Regions from separate parts of the Homo sapiens genome. Here region 2 is linked to region 1. The links are chromatin loops, found by intact Hi-C in ENCODE. Cell type or tissue: mammary epithelial cell. All regions are shown on one strand. Each heading gives the region's core, and the rest is flanking DNA. Links, peaks and the distances in the headings are about the cores only. Region 1 has its middle 160 kb from the start of LINC02725. Region 2 has its middle 230 kb from the start of LINC02725.

The links. Hi-C counts contacts between places; a loop is a spot of excess contacts. Peaks named below come from ENCODE experiments on the same cell type or tissue, not always from the same donor. Only the 100,000 strongest peaks of a DNase experiment are listed, where the experiment ranks them.
Region 2: a loop joins it to region 1, with 12 times the contacts of the local background. A loop is called at or near these places in 1 of 110 quality-filtered maps.

What each region holds. Positions count from the first base shown.
Region 1 is chr11:127,933,966-127,944,364 of GRCh38, reverse strand. It overlaps the pseudogene DNAJB6P1. Among named protein-coding and RNA genes, the nearest start is that of LINC02725, 160 kb to the left of the region's middle. In mammary epithelial cell, for the core only: no CTCF peak of the experiment used is centred there; a DNase peak (open chromatin) is centred at 5,154; H3K27ac peaks cover 1,610 bases.
Region 2 is chr11:127,857,966-127,868,364 of GRCh38, reverse strand. No RefSeq gene overlaps it. Among named protein-coding and RNA genes, the nearest start is that of LINC02725, 230 kb to the left of the region's middle. In mammary epithelial cell, for the core only: no CTCF peak of the experiment used is centred there; a DNase peak (open chromatin) is centred at 5,794; H3K27ac peaks cover 3,365 bases.

The DNA of each region.
Region 1 (10,399 bases), core at 1,274-9,273:
ACGATACAAGCCTTGTATCTTGTCATTCATAATGGTGCAGTGCTTACAACTACCAGGTAAAGAATACCAATTTCCCAGGGATATAAAGTACTATATGGCTTATGACTGAGTTAATATTCACAACGCCCTTCCAATATGGGTATCATTAGTTCCATTAGGCAAATAAGGAATTTGAAATTAACCAGTTTCTTCCAGAACAGATACTAGTCATGGGTGAGCTAGAAATTAAACTCAGGTGAGTTTGCCTCCAAAGAAGTTGCCATGTCTCATTCTTAGGATGCTTTAAAATCCAGATGAGGCATTTGGATACACTTCAAGGAAGAAGCATGATTAAGTAAACGTTGTTTCTAAACATGAAACAAATGATCTGGACGGTGTTCTGAGAAGAGATTATTCATCGGTGAAGGGTGGCTCAGTGGAGGAGGTTGTGGGAATTGGAAGTGAGACCCATAAATCCAGTAATGAGTCAACAGAGACTTTCACATTTTACAGTGGGAGAGGAGGTAGAGATCGGTGCAGATCAAGTGCTTCATTTTGATTTACCCATTCCTCTGATTGTTAGGAGACACAGGTCTTCTCTGTTACACCTGCCCTTTCAACAAATCCCCAACCAGAAAAGAACATCAGAGTAAACTATATCCTTTCACAAAATGCTTGTTCAATTGCCTTGCCCATATGCTTTAATCTGCAGATAACAGGTGAAGTGAGCAGAAAGTGAAATGTAATGATTTTGTCCTATTACAGTCATCTTCCCCCAGAGGCACAATGACCAAAAAAGAGGAACGCAGGGTGGGAAACTATGAAAGGGATACAAAAAGATTTGCATCATGTTAGAATACACCACGGGCAGCACTGACTTCGGGGCTTGCCCAGAGAGACCATGCAAAACTTGACTTAGAAGAAAGGGAGAAGAACAGAGGTCAAATACGGGAGCAGTAGGAGCTTCAGGGAAGGGTGGACAACTGGTGTGGCAACGCAGACCAAGTGCACCGGCATGTGCTGGTTTATGACTTCAGAAGTTCCTAGCAGATACCACAAGTGTGTCTGACATGGAGTAGATTCATTTCAGGACTCTTACACAATAAAAAAGAAGTAGAAAAGATCTTGAGACAGCTACCAGGAAGGAATCAGGCAGCAGGCCTCTCCTAGTTTCCTGGGATGCAATTCTGGTCTTAACCCAGTCATAGAAGGCAAAGACATTCAAGAGGGAGAAATAAAAATGTCCTGGATACTCCAGAGACACACACTGACAAAAGGCAAGGTCATCAGCCTGAGATTCCCAGGACAGAAGCAGGAGGCAGTGGCAGATCAGAGTCCAGGTGGCGGAGGTCTTAAGAAAAGCGCAGGTTTCAAACAGATGTGGTCTGAAACTAGGTGGAGGTTGGCTGTGGTGTGAGGTAGCCTAACATCTCAAAAAAAGATTACGATCTCCTGGAAGATAGAGTGACTGCCTGATTTAGTTAAGTTTTTAAAATATACATATATACATACTTTAAGTTCTGGGGTACATGTGCAGAATGTGCAGTTTTATTACATAGATCACACACCATGGTGGTTTGCTGCACCTGCCAACCTGTCACCTACATTAGGTGACCTACGTTACACACGCCATGGTGGTTTGCTGCACCCATCAACCCGCCACCTACATTAGGCATTTCTCCTAATGCTATCCCTCCCCTAGTCCCCCACCCCACAACAGGCCCCAGTGTGTGATGTTCCCCTTCCTGTGTCCTTGTGTTCTCATTGTTCAACTTCCACTTATGAGTGAGAACATGCAGTGTTTGGTTTTCTGTTCTTGTGTTAGTTTGCTGAGAATGATGGTTTCCAGCTTCATCCATGTCCCTGCAAAGGACATGAACTCATCCTTTTTTATGGCTGCATAGTATTCCATGGTGTATATGTGCCACATTTTCTTTATCCAGTCTATCTTTGATGGACATTTGGGTTGGTTCCAAGTCTTGGCTATTGTGAATAGAGTCACAATGAACATGTGTGCATGTGTCTTTATAGTAGAATGATTTATAGTCCTTTGGATATATACCCAGTAAAGGGATTGCCATTCTAACTTTCATGAGATGGTATCTATTGTGGTTTTGATTTGCATTTCTGTAATGATCAGTGATGATGTGCTTTTTTTTATATGTTTGTTGGCTGCATAAATGTCTTCTTTTGAGAAGTGTCTGTTCATATCCTTTGCCCACTTTTTGATGGGGTTGTTTTTTGTTTTTCTTGTAAATTTGTTTAAGTTCTTTGCAGATTCTGGATATTAGCCCTTTGTCAGATGGGTAGATTGCACCCATCCAGCAGGCAAATGGATACAGCAGTCAGGACACCATTACTTTTCAGCCCTCACTGGTGGAAATATCAGCAGTCCCGAAAATCTGGGCACCTGTGCTGATGGCAGAGGATGTAGTTTTGAGTGTGCACAAAGCCACAGTTGCACGTGCCTCTTGTTGTTTACCAGGAAGAAGGAAGAGAGGTAGGGGAAGAAAATAACTGCAGAATACAAAGCAAAGGGATATGACCCTAAGTCTAACTAAAACAGAAAAAAGGGGGAGAAAGGAGAGAAAGGAAAGCGCGAGGAGCCGCCGCCACCACCAGCGCAGCAGTCCTGGAGCTGTGAGGAGATTCGGGCCGTCACCCTGCCTCCCCTGCGTCCCGCCACCGGCCGCTTCTGTCCTCGGACCCATTCCAACAATCTCGTAAAACATGGTGGATTACTATGAAGTTCTAGGCGTGCAGAGACATGCCTCACCCGAGGATATTAAAAAGGCATATCGGAAACTGGCACTGAAGTGGCATCCAGATAAAAATCCTGAGAATAAAGAAGAAGCAGAGAGAAAATTCAAGCAAGTAGCGGAGGCATATGAAGTGCTGTCGGATGCTAAGAAACAGGACATCTATGACAAATATGGCAAAGAAGGATTAAATGGTGGAGGAGGAGGTGGAAGTCATTTTGACAGTCCATTTGAATTTGGCTTCACATTCCGTAACCCAGATGATGTCTTCAGGGAATTTTTTGGTGGAAGGGACCCATTTTCATTTGACTTCTTTGAAGACCCTTTTGAGGACTTCTTTGGGAATCGAAGGGGTCCCCGAGGAAGCAGAAGCCGAGGGACGGGGTCGTTTTTCTCCGTGTTCAGTGGATTTCCGTCTTTTAGAAGTGGATTTTCTTCTTTTGATACAGGATTTACTTCATTTGGGTCACTAGGTCACGGGGGCCTCACTTCATTCTCTTCCACGTCATTTGGTGGTAGTGGCATGGGCAACTTCAAATAGATATCAACTTCAACTAAAATGGTTAATGGCAGAAAAATCACTACAAAGAGAATTGTCGAGAACGGTCAAGAAAGAGTAGAAGTTGAAGAAGATGGCCAGTTAAAGTCCTTAACAATAAATGGTAAGGAGCAGGTGCTGCGCTTGGATAACAAGTAATTCAACGCACGCACTTAACAGAAATGTTAAACTATAACAAGCACCATTTGAGGATTAACAGGAACATTTTTTTGAAGATTTCAAACGAACTCGACTTTCAGTATAATTGTACCTAAAGTATTTATAAACAGCTCATCGGAGCCTCTATTTGTCATAGACTTTTGAGTTGATTGTTGGGACCACATAATAGGACCATTTTTTTTTTGTCTTTAAAATTGTTGTAAATCTCTGTATGCACTTTGCTTTTTTATTAAACGTACTCCAAGGTGAGTCTTGACTCTTTAGTGTAGGACAAGATTGTACACTAACACCAGCATGGACCTGCTTTTCATTGTGTCTGAAATGTGAGCCACGTAGTGTCGGCCTGCTGTGAAGTTAACATTGCCAGGACGATTCTTCTACAGAAATAATTTCAAATTTTTTCAGCATTTAGTAGTGAAAGATATTAATACATTAATGGTAATACATTTCTGGTTTAATATAAATTAAGGATGTTTTCTAGTTGTGCATGAATGCTGGCAACTTAGTAAGTTTTGACAATTGTTTAAATATGTAATGTTAAGCTTAGGTTTAAAAAAGTAAAGCTGGTAAACTGGGTCTTTGTCATTTGCTTTAAAAAAAAAAAAAAGAAAATAAATGCGAATGTGTTGGTGCATTCAAAAAAAAAAAAAAAAAAAAACAGAAAAAGGTCCTAGGAGAAAAGGAATTAGTTTCAGAGACTGAGTTACCAAGCATAAAGCATCTTTCTTGCTAGTGTGTCAGAGCAAAATCCTTCTGAAAATGAAGTTCTGCACCCTAGCTGAATCTGCATCTTCCCCTCCACCAAACTGGGTCGTCTCCCAGACCAGCAGTATCAGCAATAACTGAGAACTTGTAAGACGTGCGTGTTCTCAGCCTCCATCCCAGACCTACTGAATCAGAAACTCTGCAAGTGAGGCTAAAGCATCTTTATTTTAACAAGTCTTCCAGATGATGATGATGATGCACTGTGAATTTTGAGAACCACTGGTCCAATTTGTGACTGAAGCAAGTGATTTTCCTTAAACTCCTCCCATTCTGATCCATTAAAGGTCTTCAACAGGGAACCATAGTGTAGACTTGTGTTAGGACCACTCGCTTGTTTCTTGGAGAAAAGACCTTTGTAACTGGTGGACAAAATCCTGGGGATGATTCGGAATGTTACTTCATAATGAATTAGTTCAAACTACTTTAAAAATATAATTTCCAAAATGTTAAAATCATGACTCATACAAACATAAAATTTGTACAGTCAAAGATTCTAATCAATCCATTAATGAATGTGGAAACCAGTAATGATGGTAAAACGAGATATTTATAGGCACTTAAAAATAAAAGAGAGACGTTAGAATAATACTTGAACCAAATCTGTTAGTGCCCCATGGGGCAATAAAACCATAACTTTGAAGATTATCTTTTTTATGGGACATAAAATTATTTGCATCTCTATGAAACACAAATCTACAAGTTAACACCTAACTTTGTAGAGTTCGGGGATGTAAGTAAACAAAGTCAAACAATGCTACAATTTCCTAGAAAATTAAATATTTCTTGGGTGGCACGGTTAAATCATGCTCCAGAATGACATTGAAAGGACAGGCAATCATCCTCACAGCACTTTCTGTAGGCGTTGGACAGTTTTTTTCTTAACATGACAGATCTAGTCTCCAGGTTCTAATTCTTGGTAGATGTTTCATCCCACCACACCCTCAGGTGGAGATGCCCCTAAGTCAGAGGCAAGGAATGCTCCAAACCCTCCTGAAATGGAGCCAGATGAAATTCCAAAGAAAGAAGTGCTAAACATCAGGCTCATCAGTCCAAAGCGTTGATGAGAGGAACCCACTACAGGGTGCTGCAGTGTACCCCTGTGATAGACAGCAAGAGAAAAGTGATGTCCTACCTAGCAATGTCTCCGTAATGGAGTGTACATGAGGGCTTGAGGAACTTGGCCCAGGGCCACGGCCAGTGTCTTTCAGTGTTTTGAGCAACAACCTAGATATTGTTATCAGCACTTGACAATGCTCAAGCCCCTGGGTTGGGTTCAAACCTGCTCGGAAAAACCTGCAGCGGACTGGCACACAGAACACTCAAGGCACTCTTGTTTCAGTCAGCACACAGAAAGAAAGCAGGGGCAGAGGGCCTGGGGGGTCCTGCAGTGGTACTGGGTAAAGCTCCTTGTTCCTCATTAATCTGCAACACTGCATGGAGGTTGCTGACTGGCTGATCATGGGGGTTCCCTTCTCTTTGCACTCTCATTCTGTGCTGGGTATGTGGCAGCTGCTGCTCCACCTTGTTGCTATGATCCATGACTTGTGCAGTCTCCTGAGCTCTCTGAAACCTCTTTAACCAGCTTTTTGTGAAGCCATTTCATTCTCCCAAAAGCCATCTGTAGACACCATTAACAAGTGCTGGTTCAAATACAGAAAAAAGCACACAGGGATCACTAGGTTCTGAATGGCCTCTCCCTAAATGGGACCTTGATCTTTGCTAGGGATTTCTTTCTTTTTCTTTTCATTTTTTTTTTTCTTTTTAGATGGAGTCTCACTCTGTCACCCAGGCTGGAGTGCAGTGGCGCAATATCTGCTCACTGTAAATTCCATCTCCCGGGTTCAAGCGATTCACCTGCTTCAGCCTCCCGAGTAGCTGGGATTACAGGTGCCCACCACCATGCCTGGCTAATTGTTGTATTTTTAGTAGAGATGGGGTTTCACCATGTTGGCCAGGCTGATCTTGAACTCCCGACCTCGTGATCCATCAGCCTTGACCTTCCAAAGTGCTAGGATTACAGGGGTGAGCCACCACGCACAGCCGGGATTTATTTCAAGATGCTGATTATGTCTCAGCTAGGCCAGGGGAACTTAGGTAGGCCATACACATGTGGAGTGACTTTTAAACATCAGGACTAAAGAGGCATAGAGGATGAGGATGTGACTGGGATCCTAATGGGGAAGGAGCTGGTAGATGCAACCAGAAAAAAAGCAGGACCTCAAAGAGAGAGAAGTAGGGCACCTGCTGAACACTTAATCACATGTAATTTCTCCTAGCAGAAAAGCCAAGAAATGCCCAGACCTGGCTGTCATCTTCCGTCTCCAACCTCCCCACTGTCTCTCTATAGAAGGAGTTCTCCACTTAGAACCTATGAACTCTCCAAAAGATCTGAGGATAGAATCCAGGGAGTCCATGAACATGGATGGAGAAAATGTTGAATTTTTATTTTCACTAAATTCTTATGGGAATTTAAAGTTTCTTTTAATTATTAATGAAGGCAACAAATTACAAAAGTATTATTAGCAGTACTGTGGCTTTGCCATGGATATTTTCATATCAGCACTCTGTCAGTCTGTTTGATTTTTTTAATGTGTTAACAAAGGAGCACACATAAACTATATGACTGGTTTCAAAATAATTTGATAACTACATTTTAATATAAATAGTTTCCTTTGTAATCCTGTGTATTTTATTGTGTGCATTTAAAAACATTGTTCTGAGAACAGATTGATATGCTGTATCAGACTTTTAAAGTGGTTCATGGCACAAAGAAGCTTAATAACCCTTGTATATTGTAACTTCAAACAAAAGAAAACAAAGCAAAAATCAGTTTTGTTTAGTTTATCCGCCAACTTGTTCTGTGTAGGTTTTGTGGTGTTATTTTCATTTGCTTCAACTAAACTAGAAAAATAACATGCTCCTGTTTATTATGTACTTCTGTATATTCTTATTGTGTATTCTATATTATTTTCCTCCTCAGCTAACACACACACACACACACACACACACACACACACACGTCTTTCTTTTTGAAAAGAATTCTCAGTGTTTTAAAGTATCACAGTTAGGCCACAAGGGAAGAGATGTGAATATTTTAGGACTTCTCAACATGAACTTAAGCCACATGTAGAATCCAGGCAACTGGACCTTTTGACCTCACTAAACCCTTTCCAGAGCAAGATGCTTTTATTCTTCTTCAAGCCTCAGATGGCAGATCAGAGGTAAAATAGCCCTTATTTCCAATTATGTGCTTCCACAGTCATTGTCTACAAGGGGAATAAGCGATAATGAAAAGGATGTGATGCTGCCTCATGACCAAACTGGATTTTTTTTCCTCCACTTTTGATTTATATTCAGCATTGGGCAGTCTGCAGAACTTCTTATTAAGGAAACAAAAAAGACGAGGGAATAAGAACAAGTGCTATCCTTCTCTTCTTTACAAATTCGGTAAGAGATGAAAAGCCAGGCAACAAAGGCTTTTACTCAAGCAACCACTTTCAGACTTGGGGTCAGAAGCTGAAAAAGAACATGTGCAGAGGTCAAAGAGATGGATTCAAGTGCCTACTCTGCTACTTACTAATTGTGAGATTAAAGATGTGTTATTTAATCACTCAGATTTTTTTTTTTTTTTTTGAGATGAAGTCTTGCTCTGCCACCCAGGCTGGAGTACAATGGCACAATATCGGCTCACTGCAACCTCCACCTCCGGGGTTCGAGCAGTTCTCCTGCCTCAGCCTCCCGAGTAGCTGGGACTACAGGCATGTGCCACCACACCTGGCTAATTTATTTCGTATTTTAGTAGAGATGGGGTCTCACTCTGTTGCCCAGGCTGGTCTTGATCTCCTGAGCTCAGGCAATCTGCCTGCCTTGGCCTCCCAAATTGTTGGGATTACAGGCGTTGAGCCACTGTGCCCAGCCTCAGATTCTTACAAGGTGTGAATGTGCGTATTCTGTCTAAATTCAAGGATTGCTGCAAATGAAGTGTATTTCCCAAAAGGCCACAGGGCTTCATTAGCAGACCTTAGTTTGCAAGATGGGAAAGATCTTCAGGTAGATGTTTGAGTCTGAGCGCCAGAGGGTAGGTGTAACTGAAGGAATGGGGCATGGAGAAGATAGACTGGAATCTTATCTCCCCATCCTGTTCCCCACCATGAAAACAAATGCCTGAGCTCTCTTGGGAAGAGTTACTACATGCTTGCTGAGAGGGCTCTTTTCTTCGAAAACTCTGTGAGACACAGGACACAGGCATCATGATGTCCAGGTGAAAAAGTATGACAGAGTGGGACAGATGATCCATGTCCTTATTTTTTCAGAGAAAACAGCCTGGCTGTAGAGAAGGGAGGCTAAAAGAATGAAAAGGGATTCTGAAGCACTACCCTGGTTTCTTTGAGAAGAACTGTCAGGACGTGGTGTCCATAGAACCTACATCTCAGGAAGCACTAGAGCCACGGTAGCTGGAAGCGCAGATCACTGCTCTCCCCTGCCTTCATGGACACTGAACACCAGGAAAAATAAGGGGATCCTGTAACCCCAGGTTTTGGCACCATTGCAAACAAGACACCTCTGGGTATTTCCAGAAATGATTGGTATAGAGAAAGAAGAGGAATCTTGATGTACTTAATTATATAGGTAGGGGCAATGAAACGTAGAATTAGGATTATTTGTTTCCACTGGCAGGCAGGAGGGAGGCTGGGAAGTTTGGATTAGACGAAGACAAATTAGAGGTAGCAGGCTGGGAGCCATCTTTGTAAGCTGTAAAGCCTTACAAAAATGTAGACTTTGGGTGTGACTTTCTTTTTCAGCAAATTTCCTGGCACACCCTGCGGACAGGAACGAATGCCTCTTGGTTCCATGGAGGAATAAACAACAAAAGGGCTAATTTTAGGATTGATACAAGTAATTTACATAGAATATTCATGTCAGCTAACTACTGTAACATAAAGCATGTTTTCCACATTTGAGCAACCACAAAATGAGTTTTCGTGTACATCCTGTAAACCTGGGGAAGAGAACCAACAAGGGAGAGCAAAAAAAGAGTAAAAATTGGAAACATTGGCCTGGCCAGCCAGCTAATTTTCCCCTGCGTGGAAATAATACCCACAGGTCCTGTCTCCCACTGCTTTTCACGTTCTGCTTTCAATCATTTAGGATTCCTATTGAAGACCCTTCACTGAATTCACGCTCATATATTTTCTAGTTCTCTCTGTATTTAGAACACAGAAAGACAAAAATAAATGTGGCTTTATGACACTTTTCATTTTTCTGTTAGATTCTTTTTTAAAAAAGATGTGCAAACACTCAATAATTGTTTTATGATCTACTAGTTGAGTATGAAATATATCTGTCAACAAAATATCAAGTGCATTTTATGAACTTTCCCAAGTCAATTTGGTTATGTGCAACTCTTGATTCTTGTAGGGAACGCTAAGAGTTTGAAATAGGTGATGGTTAGCTACTTATCTACTATACAGTCTTACTACCAATTTGCAATAAATTAAAACTTCAGACCAAATTCTCTCCAACACACAAACATGTATAAAGAAAACATCCTGGCTGGGCACGGTGGCTCATGCCTGTAATCCCAGCACTTTGGGAGGCCAAGGAAGGTGGATCACGAGGACAGGAAATGGAGATCATCCTGGCTAACACGGTGAAACCCCATCTCTACTAAAAGTACACAAAATCAGCTGAGCGTGGTGGCACGTGCCTGTAGTCCCAGCTACTCGGGAGGCTGAGGCAGGAGAATCGCTTGAACTCTGGAGGCGGAGGTGGCAGTGAGTTGAGATCCCACCATTGCACTCCAGCCTGGGTGACAGAGCGAGACTCCATCAGAAATAAGAAAGAAAGAAAGAAAGAAAGAGAGAGAGAGAGAGAGAGAGAGAAAGAAAGGAGGGAGGGAGGGAGGGAAGGAAGGAAGGAAGGAAGGAAGGAGGGAAGGAAACATTCATTAGTAAAGAGACACTCATCACGCAACCATGTACAAAAACTCTGGTGGTTTTGGGTGATGCAACCACACTAGTATAAAAAATTTATTCAAGGTAGTCACAATAATTTTCCAAGGGTAAGATTTTCTGATTCTTTTTTTTTTTTTTTTTTTTTTTTTTTTTGAGGCAGAGTCTCTCTCTGTTGCCCAGGCTGGAGTGCAGTGGTGTGATCTCAGCTCACTGCAAGCTCCGCC
Region 2 (10,399 bases), core at 1,423-9,422, 76 kb after region 1:
ATTCAGAAAGCAAACCATAGCTTTGGCGGTTGGAGCTCTTGAAAGCTCTACTGCCAAGTTATAGATAAGGGATAAGTTGAAGCCGTCTCTCTGACTCTCATTTCCTTAGACTCCATATGTTTAACAGCTCCTCCAAAGCTTTCCATTGTACAGACTCTTAATGCAGCTGTCATAAGTGCAACCATAAGAATTTCCTCTGATAAGAGTGATCACAGAAAGCAAAATACCTGGCTTCTCATTCTCATGCATTTACTCACTATGTAGGTAACCTTCAGCAAATCATGTTTTTTTCTGGGCTTTCTGTATCCTCAGCTTGAAAAAGAAGACCAGGTACTCTTTGGGGCTCTCCAAGCTCTAATCTTATGATCATAGTATCTGATGGGGTGATATCCACTATCAACATCAACTTGAATGAGTCTTTTCTCCACCTAAGAAAAAGCAAACTAAAGAGAGCTTGAAAACTGCATATAATAAGTATCACAAAATTCACAGGTTGAAATTGCAGGGTCCAACATTGTTAGGTAGATGATAGGGGAAGTCCATGATTTAGAAGTAGAAGCAAGAGATCAGTCTATGCTGCTCCCCAGGCACTCATCCATCCACCTAGAGACATTGCAATGATCATATACCTAGGCAGCCCAATGCTTCAGTTTCCTCCTCAGTTCCTGCTTATGTAGAAACGAAGGCTTTGAAGTTATCGTGATGTTTAATTTTATTTGTTTTGTTTTATTTTGGCCTAGGATCTCAGGGCTTCAGAGGCAAATAATTTTATATGCTCAGGCCAAAACTGGAGAGTGTCACTGTTTCCCTTCCTTTTCTATGAAATTTCCTGTCCTAGATTTTTAACTCTTTATCCTTTTCTCCCTTTGTATGTCTCAAGTTACACATTTTGGTCTGGCTGTGGCCTTCCACCTGCCTCTATAGCTTTTAAGAGTGGCCCCACATGTTCTGTCCCAGATTCATTACTGAAGGGACTCTATGGCAGGAAGGCACGTGGCCTAAGGTATTCCTTAGTGCTAAATTTAACTTTATGTTTGCTATCTCCGTAAGCCATTTCCCTTCTCTGTTTGTGCCTGCGTTTTTCTCATATGAAGTGGAGATAATAACACTTACCTTCTGCAGCCCATCAGGGTGTTATGAGGATTAATTAAAGTTCTTTGTAGGTGACAAATCCCGAGCATAGTTATTATTAGCTAAGCAAACTGCCTATTTTAATACTAAGGGTCTTGAGGAAGGTCAGATGAGCTCCTTTAAGCACAACCCTCACTCCCATTTTTCCCATATTACTTTTTGCCAGCTCCAGCATGCAGAGAACCTGAGGGTGTTCTTTGGAAAATGTGCTTTTTCAATAGGATTAAACTGCATAAATAATTGAAAAGTGGCAATATGCCTGAAGAGTGGAGAGCACGTTCTCATTACTTTCTGCCTTCCCAGCCACATCCCTGGAACCCTAAGAACCCTCTAGTTTCCTAAGGCGAACTGCAGAGTCTGGTGTTAATTAATTCTTGGCATATACATACCATTGTGTTCACTTCAAAATATTTTACAAAGCATACATTTTTTAAAAACCCATAAATTTGGCTCATTGATTCTCACTTCCATGATGGAAAAACTGAGGTATAATATATGAACCTATTTCCCTAAAGACACAGAGGGAAAACGAAGACTCATGGATTATTAGGTTCAAAGGTCCAAATAATTTAAATAATAGCATTTTAAAATTTATAGTTGCCCATCTCTGGCCTTAGTTCTACTCTTTAGAGTAGCACCAGTTTGCTGGCTTTTCAGCTCTGGAAGTAATGAAAACCTAAAAGGCGGCTGTCAGGCTTCTGGCTGTTCCTCATAATGGTATGTCTTCTCATTATCAGATAGAACATCCCTCTTTCATGTGTCCATTCTATTTACTCTTCTATAAAATCTCACTTCTTCTCTCTGAGTCTTCTTAAAGTGTGATGCTCACAATATGTACCGAGTACTCTAGATACAGTCAGACCAGCATGGAGCAAAATGAGATTTTACCTCCCTTGTTCTAGACTCTGTTCTATCTTACATAGATGACACATCATACTGATGACTCCTATTACATTTAACATCAGCTAACATTGCCACATCATTTTCACCTCCTGCTAGCCAAGGATTTTTTTTCTTTATCTTTTACTGATTCAATTGATTTTTGACCTATATGCAAGACTTCACATTTATAGATAATTATTTAGCATTCTAGTCTTCACTTGTTTTTCTCAGCTTGATTAAATCGTTATCAACTCTGACTTTCATGCAGCCTGTGAGCTCACTCTTTCTACCAGCAGTGCTAATGATGATCCCTTTATTTCCTTTATTGCCTTTGCAGATTTTCTGGTCTGCAAAGGAAGATGACTTAGGAAAAATAAAAGCAAGACAGAAGCAGAAGGAATGGAAGTTAATAAGTGAATAAAATGTAGAGAGGATAGTGATAGTGGAGAGAAAGACAATTTAAAATTTTCTAATTTCCTAACATACCTTTCTAAAGATGTGAACATTGCAAAAGAGGAAGAATTTCCTTTTTCCCAGAACACACAGTAGGAGCATGACTAAGATGAGATGAAATGTGCAAATTTTGAATTTTGTAGACATTTTCTCTAACTTGTTATAACTTCATTTTCCCTGTGCCATTTCACCTTCATGTTGCTCATCAGGATTACTGAAAGGGCCTCAGTAACTTGGAGCAAAAAGTTTCTTAATGGATCCTATAGGAGAATCATACTTCCTTTTTTATTCCTGGGAGTTCTTATCGATGCAGATGCTTTTCTATTATTTTCTGTGGATCTGAATGGCAGTGTCACCTACTCTCAGGCTATTAGTTTCCTGACTACTGAGCTTTCTTTGGCTGTTATAAGTTCACCCCTCTATCCTCTTTTGGAAATGAAGGGATTGTCTACAGGGATTGTCTTTCATCTCCATTTTTATTAAAAAAAATTTAATGCATTGCCATTTTACCCTCTTGCCTGCAATGATTGCAGAAAGAACCAAACAGCAGCCAAGAAGAGTCCTAAGTACTCCTTAGAGAAATAAGTGAAGTCATAATTGAAAAATCTGCAACCAACAATTATTATCTAGGTTACAGTCTTTTTGAGTGTACCTTCATGCCAGAGTGGGGCGGTATAAATAGACACATGTTCTGGGACAAGGAAGAAAGAAGCTGAGACACAGAAGACAAAGTAGAAGGTAAAGAGTTTCTTGTAAAAAGCCAAATCTTTAAAAAATTAAAGCTGTAACAGCACACAGATTGCCTTTTGAATTATACAAGTGAGATTCTCATCTCTGAAATCCAGTTTAGGTCAATGGCCTGAGGAGAGTCTTGGCTTCATCCTTCCACAAATGTATAAATTAGATTTGAATGGTGCTTGCCGGAGGCTCTCCACCCTTCTTGCAGAAAAGGCATCATGCCATTTTTTTCCTTAAATAAACAATAATAATTTAGCAATATAATTTAAAATCTATTAGCAATAATAATTGACAGTAAAATAATGTAAGTCATATTAAAATAATTTAAACCAGTAAAATAGGAATACCGATCATTTACTGCTTTCCTTCTTATTTGATTGTGGATTCAGAGAAAATGGTGCCAGTAATGTAGGTTTCCATGAGAACAATATGCCAGTCAGGGGAGATGAATTAACTGGGCAGATTTCACTGCTACCCCCACTCCCTACTCCTTTCTCCTCATACCCATCTCTGTGGTGCACAAATGCTGACCTTGCCACTAAATATCTAACAGTTGTTAATCCCTGCTGTCTTTAACCTCTAAGTGACACTTCCATTTCCTACTCAGATGCCCAAGGAGCATTGTTTTGGCAGTGAAACCTGGTTAGAAATATGTAGCCAGGCATGGGGAGGTGGGGATGGGGACAGACAGTTCTGTCTCCGGTGCATCCCCTGGTTTTATAGCTTGTTTGTAAGCCTGGCACTGCTGCCTGGGAAGCAGAGTTTTCATCAAAGTTTAGGGATACAAGGTCCTCACTTTTTCTCCTGAGGAGGTTTCTTTTTTCCTACCTTAGGGATTTTCAGAAGGCTAATTTAAACCCTAGAAGAAAAAAAAGTAAGCTAGAGATCTAGAGATTGCAGGAAGTAAAAAGAAAACATTAGTGGGATAGAGAACAAAGAATTTCATAGTAAAAGGACAGCCTATAAAGTGATGAGCCTGGCTTTCTTGCTTGGATTATGGAAAACTGTCTTATTATTCACCCGGTACCATGTGTTCCTGTGTGTCTATCCATGGGTGTCTGTATGTGCACACAAATAAGTTAGTGTGAGAACAAGAGAAAATATGAGAGACAGAATTAACTAGGGATGGCAGGCTTCTTTTTAAGCTCTAATCTTTACATGAAAAAATATGTAAATCCTTGGCACAGTTCCTACCCATGATCACTCTCCTTTGAATTGGCAGAAGACTTCCCCATCTCCGTACGATGCACTAGGTTGCCTCTTCAGAGGGTGACAGCCAATATTATCTTAGAGTACTTGGTAGTGTCATAGAAAACCCTAAGGGCCTTCATGGTAAAAACAAAACCAAACAAAATACACACACACACACACACACACATACACACACAAACAAACAATAAAAAACAAAAAAAAAAGAGAAGAAATTAAAAAGTAAAAACAAAAGTTCTCGCAAAGGCTTACAGACACTATTAAAATCTCTTCATTGTCATTTTTTAATTGATATAATCTTACCACATAAAAACATGGATAGGTCTTAATCTTCTTCTTAAATAGGATTTCCTGGTTATAAAGGGGTTACTTAAGTCAATGTGACACTGGAGAAAGCTGGAGGGAAAATACCATAGGGCTCTTGGTGAAGAGGTGTGAAGTACTGTTGTGCAGCACCACTACTGACTTCTGTAGAGATGGGACCATATTCGAGAGGCCAAAAAAGAGACCCAGAGCCAGTGAACAAGACAAAGGTTTATTGAGGTGACTTACATATAAGGCAATCCACTGGCAGTGGGCTGGATAGGAAAACCACAATCCCTTATAAAAAACATAGAACTAGAAATACCATTTGACCGAGCCATCCCATTACTGGGTATATACCCAAAGATTTGTAAATCATACTACTATAAAGACACATGCACACGTATGTTTATTGCAGCACTATTCACAATAGCAAAGACTTGGAACCAACACAAATGTCCATCAATGATAGACTGGATAAAGAAAATGTGGCACATATACACCATGGAATAATATGCAGCCACAAAAAAAAGGATGAGTTCATGTCCTTTGCAGGGACATGGATGAAGCTGGAAACCATCATTCTCAGCAAAATATCACAAGGACAGAAAACTAAACACTGCACGTTCTCACTCATAAGTGGGAGTTAAACAATAAGAACACATGGACACAGGGAGGGGAACATCACACACCACACTGGGGCCTGCTGGGGGGTTGGGGGCTGGAGGAGGGATAGCATTAGGAGAAATACCTAATGTAAAAGATGAGTTGATGGGTGCAGCAAAACAACATGGCATATGTACACCTATGTAGCAAACCTGCATGTTGTGCACATGTACCCTAGAACTTAAAGTATAATAATAATAAAAAAATAAAAACATATTTAAACAATAAAGTATTAATATCATTTAAAAAATTCAGTTATATAGCATTTTCACTTAGCACCCTCCCCCTAGCAACCTCCACCTGGCAACCATCCCAAAACAAAGGGACTCCAACCCGTGTGGCTTACATTCCATGGGATGGGCTGGGCATTCAGATGTTTCTCATAGATAAGGAATGAATCTTCAGGCTGGCCACCCCTAGATTCCTTAGCTAGGAACCAACAACACGCTCTTCTTAGATTGTAGGGTCATTCTCAGGTTATGCTTAAGATATTGCTGTCAGGTATGTCTGCCATACAAGTACCCCCATGGCCTCCAAGTAATAAGTGGGAAAGACTTTGGCCAGGAGAGATTGTTTCAAGTGATTGGGTTGTTTTGTAGATGGTAATGAAAATTTTTAATCATTGTTAATGGATCTCCTTTGTTTTCATGAGCCAGTGAATCCTAATGAATTTTAGTCATTATTAACACATTTTGTGGTATGACTATGAATAATTTACAGAAGAAATAATCTTTGATAATCTTTAATATCTTGAAGACAACAAAAAGGATTTAAAAATCATCACAGAAATTCCCGAGCATTCATCTCCACAAGTCCCCAGATTGGGTTATGTTTTGGTACATGGTGCTGTTGAGTACATAGTTTCACCCAGAATTTTGTTTGCTTGTTTTTGAGACAGAGTCTCGTTCTGTTGCCCATGCTGGAGTGCAATGGCACAATCTCAGCTCACTGCAACCGGCATGATCTTGGTTCACTGCAACCTCTACCTCTCAGGTTCAAGCGATTCTCCTGCCTCAGCCTCCCAAGTAGCTGTGATTACAGGCACGTGCTACTACGCCTGGAAAATTTTTGTATTTTTAGTAAAGACGGGGTTTTGTCATGTTGGCCAGGCTGGTCTCAAACTCCTGACCTTGGGTGATCCACCTGCCTCTGCCTCCCAAAGTGCTGAGATTACAGGCATGCAGCCCAGCCAGTTCCACCCAGAATTTTAAAGCAGTAAGTTAAAACGCTCTCTTCCTTCTACCTCTCTACTTTCATCAAGATCAAACTGAGTCTCAGACATGATTAAACATTATCTTTGCGGTCCACTCTTTGGCTACATGTCTTGGCTTTGATTTTAACTTCGCATGATTGGTTATAATTAAGGTTTTTCTATTCTCAGTTTCCAAAGTTGAAAACTGAGAGACAATGTTGGTCTATACTTACATACATAAGGCAGAAAAAAATAATTGTCTAGAGAAGCTACAATAACAAGCTAATTCCCCAACTTTAACTTAGGCCATCTCTCCAGCTCAACTGCCTTTCTAAATAAATCAAATCCAATTTGACAATGACATTAGCAAAGCTTGAACTTTCTTTCTTTGTCAGTAGCAGTGGTTGTACTCGGGAGCGGGATATAATCTTTATTAACTTGGGTTTTCCAGAAAAATAAGTCTGTATGACATCAAGAAAGGTGAACAGGAATGTCCATGCTAATAATCTTGCATGCCAGAGGACCAACCACATCAATCATGGTACCTTATAAGACAGGGTGATTAATGTCCCCGAATCCTTTTAAGAAGAAAAGCCTTCTTGGAAAGGCAGTCCTCATAATTTACATCTAGACTGTAGAAAATCACATGCATAACTTGATGCACAAGAGGATTTGACAAAAATCTGAAGAGCCAGGACTGGATGTTTAGACACCTTGGCCTTCTTTTCAAACTTCAAGGCAATTTTCAGTGGACCTGTAAAAACCATTTTCTTTCCCTGAAGGGGTTCATCCAGGAAATTGAAAGAATTAAAATGAGTGCTCTGGACAAATAAATCAATCTTATTAACGAATTCCATGGGCTTTTCTCATCCTAGTGAATTGCCAACAAATAAATAGTTACCCAAGGATTTCTGTTGGCAGCCATTATTTCAGGGGGTATAATAATCAATAGTTCTTTAATGAGTAAGATCTTAGGTAATTTCTCTAGTAATTCTTTAAACGTATACCTTAATAAACATTATTCCATGCCCATAAAATGCTCTATTTTTTTAGCTCCTGCCCTGGTACTGATTTATCTGACGAATTATTATTTAAAAATAAAATGATTTACTCATTATCTCTTCTGCAAAGCTTCTCTGACACCTTCCGTTTTCTCAATAGACATTCTTCTCTCCTACCTATTTCCTCTTCACATTGTTTTATTTACTACATTGCCTTGTGATTTCATCTGGTCATTTAGTTATTCATTCCATAAATACGTATTGAGTACTTACTGTCTACTGGGTACTGTTCCACTCAATGAGATGAAACAGCATCTGAGATAGGTAGGTCTGAGAACTCAGGAGTTTTCTTTCTAAGAGAAGAAAGAGATTACTTTACATGATTTTCTTTATCTGAATCTGTTTACACAGTGACTTTACATAAATGGTGCACAGTACATATTGGTGGGGCTGAGTTTAATGATCTGTGTAATGTTATGTCACCTGGATGACCTGAATGCTTACTTTTGAGGCTCCGCCCTGCTAATATACAGTCAGTCTTCTATAGATGTCTCATCTGTGCTCTGAAGTCCTATCTGTCTAGGCTAAGACCCGGTTTTCCATTCTGTTCTGAGTATGAATCATGAATCTTTTCTTGAGTGTCTGCTTCATTTGTCACCATGCTCAGAACTATTCTCCGGAGACTTTCTTGGCCAGGGCCCACGTTTCTTCCGTTGCCTACTACAGCCCACTGTTTTCTGTTTGGCATAAGCTGCTGTTGTCATGTTGCCACCAACTTCTAAGCTTTTAATCTCTCCAGGGACCTCTGTCTATCTTGGTACTAATATCTCGCAGGCTGTAACCACAGCTTTCTTGAGGCTACTAAGTACACAATGGGAATGGCCTGACTTAGACAGCATTCTCTGGTGAACCTCTGTCCTCACTACGGTGGTTTGATGGCCATCAGGCAGAGTGTTGTAGGGCTGTCCCAGGGCTCCCACTGCTGCCAATTCAGGCTACTGTTGCTCTTCCCACCCCTGACCCTCAATTTAGAAGCCAACTTTCTTTCCTCTATTTTGCCTTTAGAGAGAGACACTTCAGTAGATTTGCTTGGGCCCTGAGATTTACACTTATCAGGTACAAAGCTGTTCATTCCCTAAGGCACACACAGAACACAAGGAGGGCTGAGTCTGGGTGGAATTTAACAAAAGTCACCACATTGTGATTTGAAACATTTCACTATTTTATTCTTCTGCCTGGCTTTCAAGTCCATCTATTTTGCCTGACTCATTTCTCCATAATAGATTTCCTCACAGAGGCCCTGAATTCCCAATAGGGGCCCAAAATTTTCTCAAGCCTACACTTGAGCCCTAAGTGCATGCATGGTTCAGAATGTCCTCGTCAGGACATTGCTATCCTAGCTTCCATGGGAGTCAAACGATGCATAAAAACAATGCTGAGGACTAGCAAAAAAACACGTCATTTACTTTCACATGGTAACTGCTGCCTACCTGGGAGCCCCACTGCACATTTTACATGAGGAAGATAAATTAGGTTTCATACAAAGTTACAATTCTTCCTCAGAAATTATTCACAACATAGATTTTGTAGTTATTCTTAGTTTACCAGCCTTTTGATCCACATCATCTTTTATTCTTACCAGAACACATCTTTGAAATATGTATCAGTTGCCTCATTTTTATTTTGAGTTACTGAAATTTAGATTATTTAAGTGAAAGTAGCAAACAATGCTGAAATTCTGACTCAAAACCCAGTGGTGTGCCGCTATTCCATAGTACTAGTTTATACCTTTAGCCTATAATGTATATATTAGGGATTATACCCACTGCCTCTACCTAAATTAAAGGGACCCAGAGGAGCTGAGAAAGATATAATTTGATTTTGTGAGTCTCCTAGGTCTCTAGGTTAGCAAAGCAATCTTTGCTTCTGCAGAAAAATAAAAGCCTTAAGAAATTACCTTTATTTCTTTTTTTTTTTTTACTATATCCAGTTCAGTAAAAACAAAAACAGAAAACAGTTAAAACCATAGAGGGATTAAAAATGAAAGTCCCGTCTCCATCTTTCTGAGTGTGACTGGGCTAAATACGTACCAGAGACCAACGAGAGGAAGATCGAAAACATGAACGCAAGGGAAAAATCTAAGAGTGTGCTAGTTTTAGAGGGAAATTTTTTTCAAGAACACTCCATTGGACATATTGCTCTCCATACCTATCATATGTTGTAGGAACATACCCATTGTCGATCTTGTTTGTTGTCACCAAGTAAGGATGGGAAACTACTCAAGAAAATGTAAGTGCCTTCATCTGCCCACTACCTTAGTTTGTAGACATAGCCCATTCCCCGCAGATAGGTACAATTTGCTGTCAACACATTAAGGAATAATGCATAGCCTTAGGCTACCTGACTACGCATACACAAATAGAAATATAAGATCAATAGTCGGACCCCTTGAGTATGACCTCTCTTACCTGATAAAATAGTCAGTTTAAAAGTGGATAAATAGAAGTGGAATGAGAGACTATGGATGTTCAGAATGTGGGTTATCAGACATCCCCTTTATCAGTAAGAAAGGTTGGGTTTTCCTGTTTGGTGGATTGGCTGCCACAAATCTACCCCTTCCTACATCTTCAGTGTGGAAGAAGCTGAAAAACACAGTCTTGTCCACTCTCTCACTATCCGTCTCAGTGCCTCTCTGGAGACTTCATACATCTTGATGGGTTAAGTCCTGACTATGCCACAGAAGGAGGAATGAGTATTTTCAAAGCTTTGAAGCTCCAGATCAAATCCACAGAGCTGGACAACATCAGGCGATTTGATCTCTATA